3 separate regions of the Homo sapiens genome follow, and all the other regions are linked to region 3. Evidence: chromatin contacts called from ENCODE Hi-C or POLR2A ChIA-PET data. All regions are on one chromosome and are shown on one strand. The core of a region is the stretch at or near the end of the contact, and the rest is flanking DNA. Distances in the headings are between cores, read along the strand shown.

The links. Hi-C counts contacts between places; a loop is a spot of excess contacts on that map. ChIA-PET counts read pairs that join two places held with the same protein, here RNA polymerase II (POLR2A). Pooled maps may share reads with other maps.
Region 1: a loop to region 3 is called in a map of aorta, with 3 times the contacts of the local background. The contact joins two enhancer-like sites. A Hi-C loop is called at or near these places in 1 of 168 maps with a recorded cell type or tissue (aorta) and 5 of 50 pooled maps. POLR2A ChIA-PET finds 5 or more read pairs at or near these places in 2 of 52 experiments (HEK293T and activated CD4-positive, alpha-beta T cell).
Region 2: a loop to region 3 is called in a map of psoas muscle, with 2.8 times the contacts of the local background. The contact joins two enhancer-like sites. A Hi-C loop is called at or near these places in 3 of 168 maps with a recorded cell type or tissue (colonic mucosa, natural killer cell and psoas muscle) and 5 of 50 pooled maps. POLR2A ChIA-PET finds 5 or more read pairs at or near these places in 1 of 52 experiments (HEK293T).

The regions. Positions count from the first base shown.
Region 1 is chr15:72,993,631-72,996,387 of GRCh38, reverse strand. No RefSeq gene overlaps it. Among named protein-coding and RNA genes, the nearest start is that of NEO1, 57 kb to the left of the region's middle. Within about 2 kb of position 1,423, at least 8 of the 41 ENCODE cell types and tissues checked have a DNase peak (open chromatin) inside an H3K27ac peak, as active enhancers do.
Region 2 is chr15:72,970,137-72,972,854 of GRCh38, reverse strand. No RefSeq gene overlaps it. Among named protein-coding and RNA genes, the nearest start is that of NEO1, 81 kb to the left of the region's middle. Within about 2 kb of position 1,279, at least 2 of the 41 ENCODE cell types and tissues checked have a DNase peak (open chromatin) inside an H3K27ac peak, as active enhancers do.
Region 3 is chr15:72,795,922-72,798,621 of GRCh38, reverse strand. It overlaps ADPGK-AS1 (ADPGK antisense RNA 1), which reads right to left. Exons shown (of 3, transcript NR_040107.1): 3 at 423-618. Among named protein-coding and RNA genes, the nearest start is that of ADPGK, 14 kb to the right of the region's middle. RefSeq lists a silencer at 1,544-1,773. Within about 2 kb of position 1,426, at least 4 of the 41 ENCODE cell types and tissues checked have a DNase peak (open chromatin) inside an H3K27ac peak, as active enhancers do.

The sequences.
Region 1 (2,757 bases), core at 174-2,673, 200 kb before region 3:
GTGGGACTCCCATGTGTACACAATTAAATGCGGCTCTCCTCCTGTTAATCTGTCTTACGTCAATTTAAATCATAGCCCAGCCAAGGAACCTAGAAGGGTGTGGGGGAAGTCATTTTTCACTCTTCTGCACACTCTTGGTCTGTCTTCTAAACTCAATCCCTGGGAAGTAGCAGTTTCCCTCTAAGGGAGACAGATATTCCTTTAGCAGTCCCCTCAGTGAGCAGGATACTCTGAGAAAGGGGACAGGCCTGAACAGCCCATTGCCAGGAGATTTTGGGGGTCAGTTCTATTTCAGAAGAGCTGGGCTGAAACTTGACAAGATTAATAGGCATGTTAAAGAAATCTAAACATAGGCTGGAGGAGTGCCACAAAAGTCATCAGCACATGAACACACACACAGACTCTGCTCTTTCCCCTCTCACTCTATGCCATCAGATTCTGGATGAACTTCCATTCGTTTATGCTCAAAGTTGGATGAGAATGCCACAGAAAAAATAGGTTCTGGGGTACATGCAGAAAACGCTACATAACTTGTGGGGCCCAGTACAAAATGAAAATGCAGAATCCCTTGTTCAAAAGTATTAAGAATGTCAAGGTGGTGACAGGAGGACATTAAACCAAGCACAGGGTCCTTCTGAGCATGGGATCTTGTGCGACTGTGCCCAGAGCCTACGTGCACGATTCATATCATTGCATACGTGTATTCATGTGCCAATTCTGGTTTAGGGATCTTCTTTGCATGTAGAATACTCAACTTTCTTGAAAACAGAGCAGTAGAGATGGCCTATAGTGGAAGAAACCAAATAGGATACTCGTGGACCCCTGCCTCTAATAAACTCAGCTATCAACGATTAATTCAGGGTCAAGAATTAAACTAGCAAATAACTACAAGAGAGAAAATATTGACAATTGGTATGTTGTTGGTGAAGAAAAGATGAGTAGCTTTATTTCTTCCCATTATGTTCCAATTACACTCTTTTCCCATGTAAAGAGACACTTACTATGGGAAATCCTTGGGAGAAGGGTCTATTTAGGTTTCACTTCTAACTCCTCCAAGGCACTTAGCACCATGCTTGGCACTCAACTGTCGTTGTTGGATGAAACAATTCAGAAATTGCCAGAATGTCAGGCTTGGGAGAATGAAGGGACAAATGGATACCTAATGCCTCTATTTCTTAAAAAAATAATAAAGTTGAAAATACGGGAAATGTTTCTTTGCTGTGCTCAGGCACAGCAAAGAGAAAGACACAACTGAACCACGTTCAAGCTTCGGTGGAGAAGGGTAAACAAGGGAGAGATTATACGTAATTATACCTAATCATGTTTCAGGGGATAAACAGCAATCAAAGGCAAGGAGGTGCCGAAGCCTGGCCCCTTTCCAGCGGCAGCCCAGAAACCAGCAGGGAAAGCAGGCCCTGGGCAGGAAACACTCCCCAAAGAACTGTTTTCAGTTCGTTAGGGAACGGCCTGTTGCGCTGTTTTGTGTTGTGATTTTACTTTTTCTGCCCAGGGGTGGGGTGGGCAGTTCTGGAGTTCCTTTGGCTGTTCCTTTTGCACTTTGGAGTTGATTTTTTTCATTTGGTAATGGCTGAGGCTAACCCCCACCCCTCAAAACAAAAAAACAACAAAAAAATCAGCTCTCCAAAGGAACACTGAAGCCAAAGCCAAATCATTTGAAATGCTTGGCTAGTACAGAGGAAAAAAAGAATTTCTGAACCAAAGTCTCTCCATTCGTTTAATATGTCATAGCATAGCACATTAAAATGTATTCTCTGCAAAAACAAACACTTACAGACCCAGTTTCTGCACAAGTCAAAGGAAGAGACCAATGAGATTTTGACAACTCAGACCTTAAACACATATTTTGGGGAAAAATTATATTTTATTTGCACATTTTGTGGTCAAATTACCCAAATAATTACACTTTTATCTCTGCTGGTTATTAACCTAAATAGTCAACTATATTTTTTTCTGAGTTTAGGTAAACTAGTGGCATTAACGCTTCAGTAGATACTATCAAGACTAACTTGGGGATCAGGAAAGCCCAAATCTTGAACATTCTACTGGCCTCAGATGGCTATGGCATAGGTCTATGAGGAAACAGCTCCAAGCTCTGCTCAGCATCTGCTCTGCATACCCTACGGCCTCAGAGTCATCGGGGTAATCTTTCCCCTTGTGCTTAAATTAAATGTGTATTTCACACATAATTATAGGGTTCTATGGGACATCCAAGATGGTATCCACCTGAATTAATCGTGTTAAGCTTCTACACAGGTAATTAACCGGGTAGAAATAGCCTGGGGCATCCAAATAACCAAAACCGCTTCAATGTTGGGACACTGAAACATTCTCAGAGGCCTCACAGGGCCGAGCTGCCAGAGACAGCCGTTCTTAAATGTTAGGCTATCCATCAGCGTCACCTGGGAAACTTGTTAAACATGCACAATCTGCCGCTTCACCTTCTGAGAGTCTGATGGGGTGGCCTAGGAAGGGGTCCGTAAATGTGCACACTATAAAGCCACATGGCTTTTGTTGAAGGGGCTCAGGGGCTCAGAGGCTCATGCTTAGAGAAGTATGCTCTACAAACTTGAGCAAGCGTTCACATCACTGGGAAGTTAAAACACAGATGCTGGGCCCCACTCCCTGAGTTTCTGATTCAGAAGGTCTGGGATCAGTCCGGAGAACTGAATTTCTAACAAGCACCCACGTGACATTGCTGCTGCTGGTCCAGACAACACACTTTGAGACCCACTGTTA
Region 2 (2,718 bases), core at 30-2,529, 170 kb before region 3:
AATGCAGGGAATTGTGAGAAGGAAAATCAAAGCCTAAGACTGAACCAGCAATTAGATCAGCTCCTGGAATATATTTAAGTCAAATCAATCCATGAGGGAATTTCCGTCACAGCTCACTTTCCCTCTCCTACAGCCCATGGCTGGAATCATAGCCTTTCAATCAGAGCTCACCAGAAATACAGCAATATCCATCTTCTAAAATGCTTCATCATAGTTTTGCAAAGTCCCGGTACATCCCCTCTGCTCTTGTGGATTTATTTACATATTGATTTATTTATTCCTCTCTCTACAGCAGGCTAGCCTCTTGAGATTATACCATTTCATTTACAAAGCCATTGGGGTCATGCATCTGGACAACGAAGCCAAGGGGAAGGCTGTCCTTGGATGTGCTGAGCTACACAGATCAGACTTGTCAGAAACAAGTGTGGGAAGTGGGTGCAAAGAGTCAGCCTCCAGCCTGGGACTCCCATAGTCATCTTACCACAAAAAGAGAGGGCTGGCTTACACCGAAGGGAAGAAAACAGCATGGGAGGTGACAGAAAAAGCAGCAAGGAAGCCCTGGGTGTGACCTCTATGAATCCCTCCAGTTGAGGAGTGGGGTCTCCCTACTGCAATCCCAAATGGTGCAGTGCCCCTATCAGCAGGCAGTTACCTTCATCTCTTTCCAGGGCCTGAACAGTACAGACCCCTCGGGCTCCCCACAGATTACTTCTCAGCCGGAGGAGGCTCCGCTAAGAGAGAAGAGAAAGAAGAAGAAAGAAAAAAGAATGCACAGGAAAAAGGTCTGGAAGAAACTGAGTTGAGGGAGAGAAATCTGTTCCCTGGCAAAGGCCCCAGGCTGCAAGAAAAGCCTTCCAACACTTTTTTATAGATGCCTTTTTTTTTTTTTTTGCTAGGAAAGCTAAAAGCTGGAAAATTCCCTTCGTTCTGATTAGCATTCTTATCACTCTGAGTTTTCCCCCTCTTCTTCCAGTCTCATGAGTGCTTTTCTTTTTAAGAGAAGGATTCGCTGAGACACAGAGATGACATCTTCCGAGTGATCATTAAAGAATTCTCATTGGCATTGTTGGGCACACTCGGGTTGTCAAAGGAGGTGCCCCTTCTTACCAGGTTACTGGTCAAACTACAGAAGCCGAGGGTGCCCGGAACTTGACTTTCAACTTCCTTTTCATGGGGGAGGCTTTGAGACTTCGATGTTTAAAAGGATATGTTTGCGTTTGCGTGGGATGGGTATGTGGATGACAAGCTGTCAGGAGAAAGTCAACAGCAAGGCTGGGCAGCTTTCTGGGCAGGACATGTGTGTTCGTCTTGTGGCTTGAACTTCTAACTGAGGTTTGGAGTTGGAACCAGAGTCTGTCCACTTCTTAAAGGGGCAGTACCCGGAGGGAGAGTATGATTAACTGAACTGTCCTGGCTGAAGCCTCCTAGACCAAAAGCTTCCCTCTGAAGACTGCATTCTTGAACCTGCCACCTCAGGGGTCTGAAGAAAAAGTAAAAAAACGAGCTTCATCTGGGAAAAGTTCAAGATAATATGTCTTGGCAAACATAATGAAAAACACAGACAGTTGCTTTAAGAGAGGGACCCAGAAAGAGGTCAGGTTCTGCTGAGAGAGGCAGAGCAGCAATTAGATGGGAGCTTATGTTGCAGCATGGAGGCAAAGGGGTCAAAGAGAGGGTAGAATACTCTGCATCTGATTTCAGGAAGGGAGCACCACATTGCAGCCGTGCTGAGCTCAGTTATTGGGGAGGAAATGTAGAGGTACAGGGAATCCGAGGGCAGTGAGAGGAGCTGGATTTATGAGGACATATTAAAGAGCTCAGAGCAGTGTATGCTGCTCGGCTGGGCAGAGAGTTGAGGTTTTATGCTAGCAGTGGGCCCAGCCACGTGTAAATGGTGTAGTCAGTGAGAAGGAGGGGAGTTATTTACTCTGATTTGAGGTTTCAGAATTAAGAGTTCTCACTGGAACGCTTAAAATAAAATTTGCAGTCAAAGAGAGAAATACATGCCACTGAATTCCATCAGTTTGTGGAATAAATACTCTTCCTAGGGAAGCATTGGAAAAATCATGTTATGAGATACCTCCAATGACAGAGGAAAGATTAGCACCAAATTTATAAATCATATAACCAGGATCTGCTGAGAAACCGTAACTTTTAATCTTAGGACTTAGGATCAGCTAACTTGAGAAGGAATCTGAGTCATAGAGGGGGTAAAATGGGAGGTGTGATTTCTTCCCACTAAGCAGAATGGGAAGTAATCTCACACTTCTGGCCCCAAACCCTTTCCCAGGCTCATGCTAAAACAATTATTGGAGCCAGAGGAGAGAGAAAAACCTTTTTACCCCAGGATTTAAAATATGCTATTTACCAATAACTTATTTTAAAAATGGGTTATGCAGGGGAAAGAGTTACGAGTACATAACCTGTCTTTTCCCTAGGAGCTATATATTTCAGGGTAACTAAATAGCCCAGTTGATGAAGGAAAGCTCTTTTACAGAAGAGTGCACGCTAATAAGTGAAGAAGGAATGATGGGATTGGAAAATCACCATTCTGCAACCCCTATGGGATGATTGATTCAGGCAAAGACCATCAGTGGTTGTAAGATCAGCTGGTGAGAGGTTAATGGTGAGCTACATATTTACAGGGCATCAACTACCGCCCCAGTTTATCTGCTAGTTCCAAGAGGAGAAAACCCTTAACTTTGCAATAAAGGGATC
Region 3 (2,700 bases), core at 177-2,676:
TGTATAAGTGGCCAGGAAAAATTGTGAAAGACTTTTGAAATGGGGAGAAAATGTACCCTATGGAATGCAGGCCTGGTGTGCCCTTCCAGGTTATGTCATTCTATGGTAGTCTCCATTTTTCATTGTCTTTGAATCTGTAAACTGTAGAAAACTGAAAATAATACAAATTATTATTGTCCATGGCAATGCAAACAAGTTTTGTCAGGTGGAGATGCAAGTGATCCCCCACCCCCCACCCCACCCCCCGCCAAACACACACACACACACACACACACACACACACACACACACTGTGGATGAAGCCAGTTTTGTATCAATTAACAAACTTATTTCATTATTTCTGATGCCAGTGTGTGTATCTGGCCTTTGTGTTGTCCTTTGAATCAGTTTTTAACTTCATTAACTAATGAGTTAAATAAAATCTTTTACACTTGTTCATTTTTTATTTGTATGACAGGCATGATTTCTCCCTTGAAAAAATAATCATTTAGTGGCACGTGCCTGTGGTCGCAGCTACTGGAGAGGCTGAGGTGGGATGATCACTTGAGCCCGGTAGGTGAGGCTGCAGTGAGTGGTGATTGCGCCACTGCACTCCAGCCTGGGAGACAAAGTGAGACCCTGTCTCGGGGAAAAAAAAAAAAGGATCATTTAACAAACCAGAAAAACAAACAAACAAACCAGAGACAATGAAGACTATGAGGAAGAGATTTGACCAAGGTTAGACGCCTGTTGTAACAAATACAGCACCAATCCCTAACCCTCAAATGTGAGCTTCTGGACTGAATTCCTTGGCTATTGTATTTATACCATCAAGTAACAAGTATTGAAGTCACTTTCTATTTGACTTGACCATTTACCCTACACAAATATATTCTTAATTTAGAAGATGCTTTCCCACAAATATATACACACAGAGACTTACACATGCACAAACACAAACACCTGCGGGCATCCACAGGCCCCCACCCCCCCCACCCCACCCCCCGCTGACACGCTGCACAAACTCCCCCACAGATCCAGAGCTCCCCTCCCCGCCACTGGGACAGCCGCCCTCCCAGTGCCAAGCCTGCTCTTGGTTCCTTCATCTCAGCGGAGCTTAAGATTGGGGATGAGCAAGGCCCCTTCCTGCGGACCCTGGCCTGTGCCACGCAGGGAGAAGAGGTGGCTCCCTCACTTATAATCATTGGCCAGGGGTCAGAGTGGCTCTGGGGTGCGACGCTGAGGGGTTCAAGGGGATGGAGGCCAAGCCCCATCCTCAAAGACTGCCGGTCGTGGAAGAGGCCAGCACACGGGCGGAACTAGGCCCGCTGTGGAGCCACGCCCCCAAGTCCTGGGGTAGTCCGGGAAGGCTGCCCGGAGGCGGTCACCTCAGCGCTGAGGTTTGAAAGCGTGGAGGAAACACTGGGAGCCTGGGAGCCGTACAGCCGCGGCTGGGCCGAGGTGTTTGGTGGAAGGACTGAGCCAGGGCCTCCTAGCACGGATCTGTTAAGTGGATGGCGTTTTTGGTTTTGCGGAAAAACAAATCCCGCGGAATTCAAGGACCTCCCAGGCGCCAGACTTGACCCGCGGGTCGGGAGCAGCGCGGCGCGCAGCCCGTTCGGCACCCACCCCGCGCCGCGGCCGCTCTCGCGGTGGGCTCGCGGCGCCCCCTGCGGGCGCCAAGCCACTCTCCCCACACTGCCACCCCGGGGAGGCGCCGGCGGGAAGAGGCGGGCGGGCGGGGGCTGCGCCCAGCCTTCGGGCCAGGAGGTCCGGTCTTCCGTCCCCACCAGCCCCCGAGGTCGCTGCTGCAGGCCGGCCTTAGTTCTGTGCACCCCCGAGGGCGCCGCGTCCACAGATCCCCATCACCAGGAGATCCCATCCCCATTCTGCAGATGGGGAAACCGAGGTTCAGAGACGGAGCCTGATGCATCCACCGCACGAAGAGGAGTCTGTGGATCCCGCGGCCCACCCTCACCCGAGCTCGTCTCTCTCCGCCTAGGTGTGGCCACAGACTCAATGGCTTGCCGTGCACCCCACGCACCCTCTCTTCTGGTTCTCTCTGGGCCACAGCGTCGCCTGGTTTGGCCTTTCAAGAGCTGTGTGGACGGGAGTGCATGTGGGGTGGGGTTACTCATCCACTTTACAGGAGGGAAATCTGACAACCGCACGGGAGCGCCCTGGGATCTGATAGTTTCACTTGCGTGGTCTATACTAAGGAGACAATTCAGAAACTCAGCAGATTTTGCTGTGTAAGTGCTTCTCCCTAGTTGTTCATAATAGCAAAACTTGTGAATAGTCTAACTCTCTACCGCTTGGTTAAATAAATGGTATTCTACGCAGCCATGAAAAATCATTCTGGGTAAAAAGTTTGGATATATTAAAGACGCCATTCTATTGTTAAGCAAATAAGCAGGTTACAATGCAGCATATACAATAACAAAGTTCCATTTCTGTGAAGACGCATGTGTGTGCACACATTTTTTTAAAACTCTGCAAAGATATACACCAAAAACTTGAATATTAAGATTAAGAGTTATTATAAAATAAGTATTTGTACCTTTCTGCATTTTCTAAATAATATTATACAGTGAATCTGTATTGTTTTGTGTTTGTTTTGTTGTTTTGTTTTGTTTGACAAGGTCTCACTCTGTCACCCACGCTGATCAAGTGCAGTGGTGTGATCAAGCTCACTGCAGCCTTGACCTCCCGCGCTCAAAT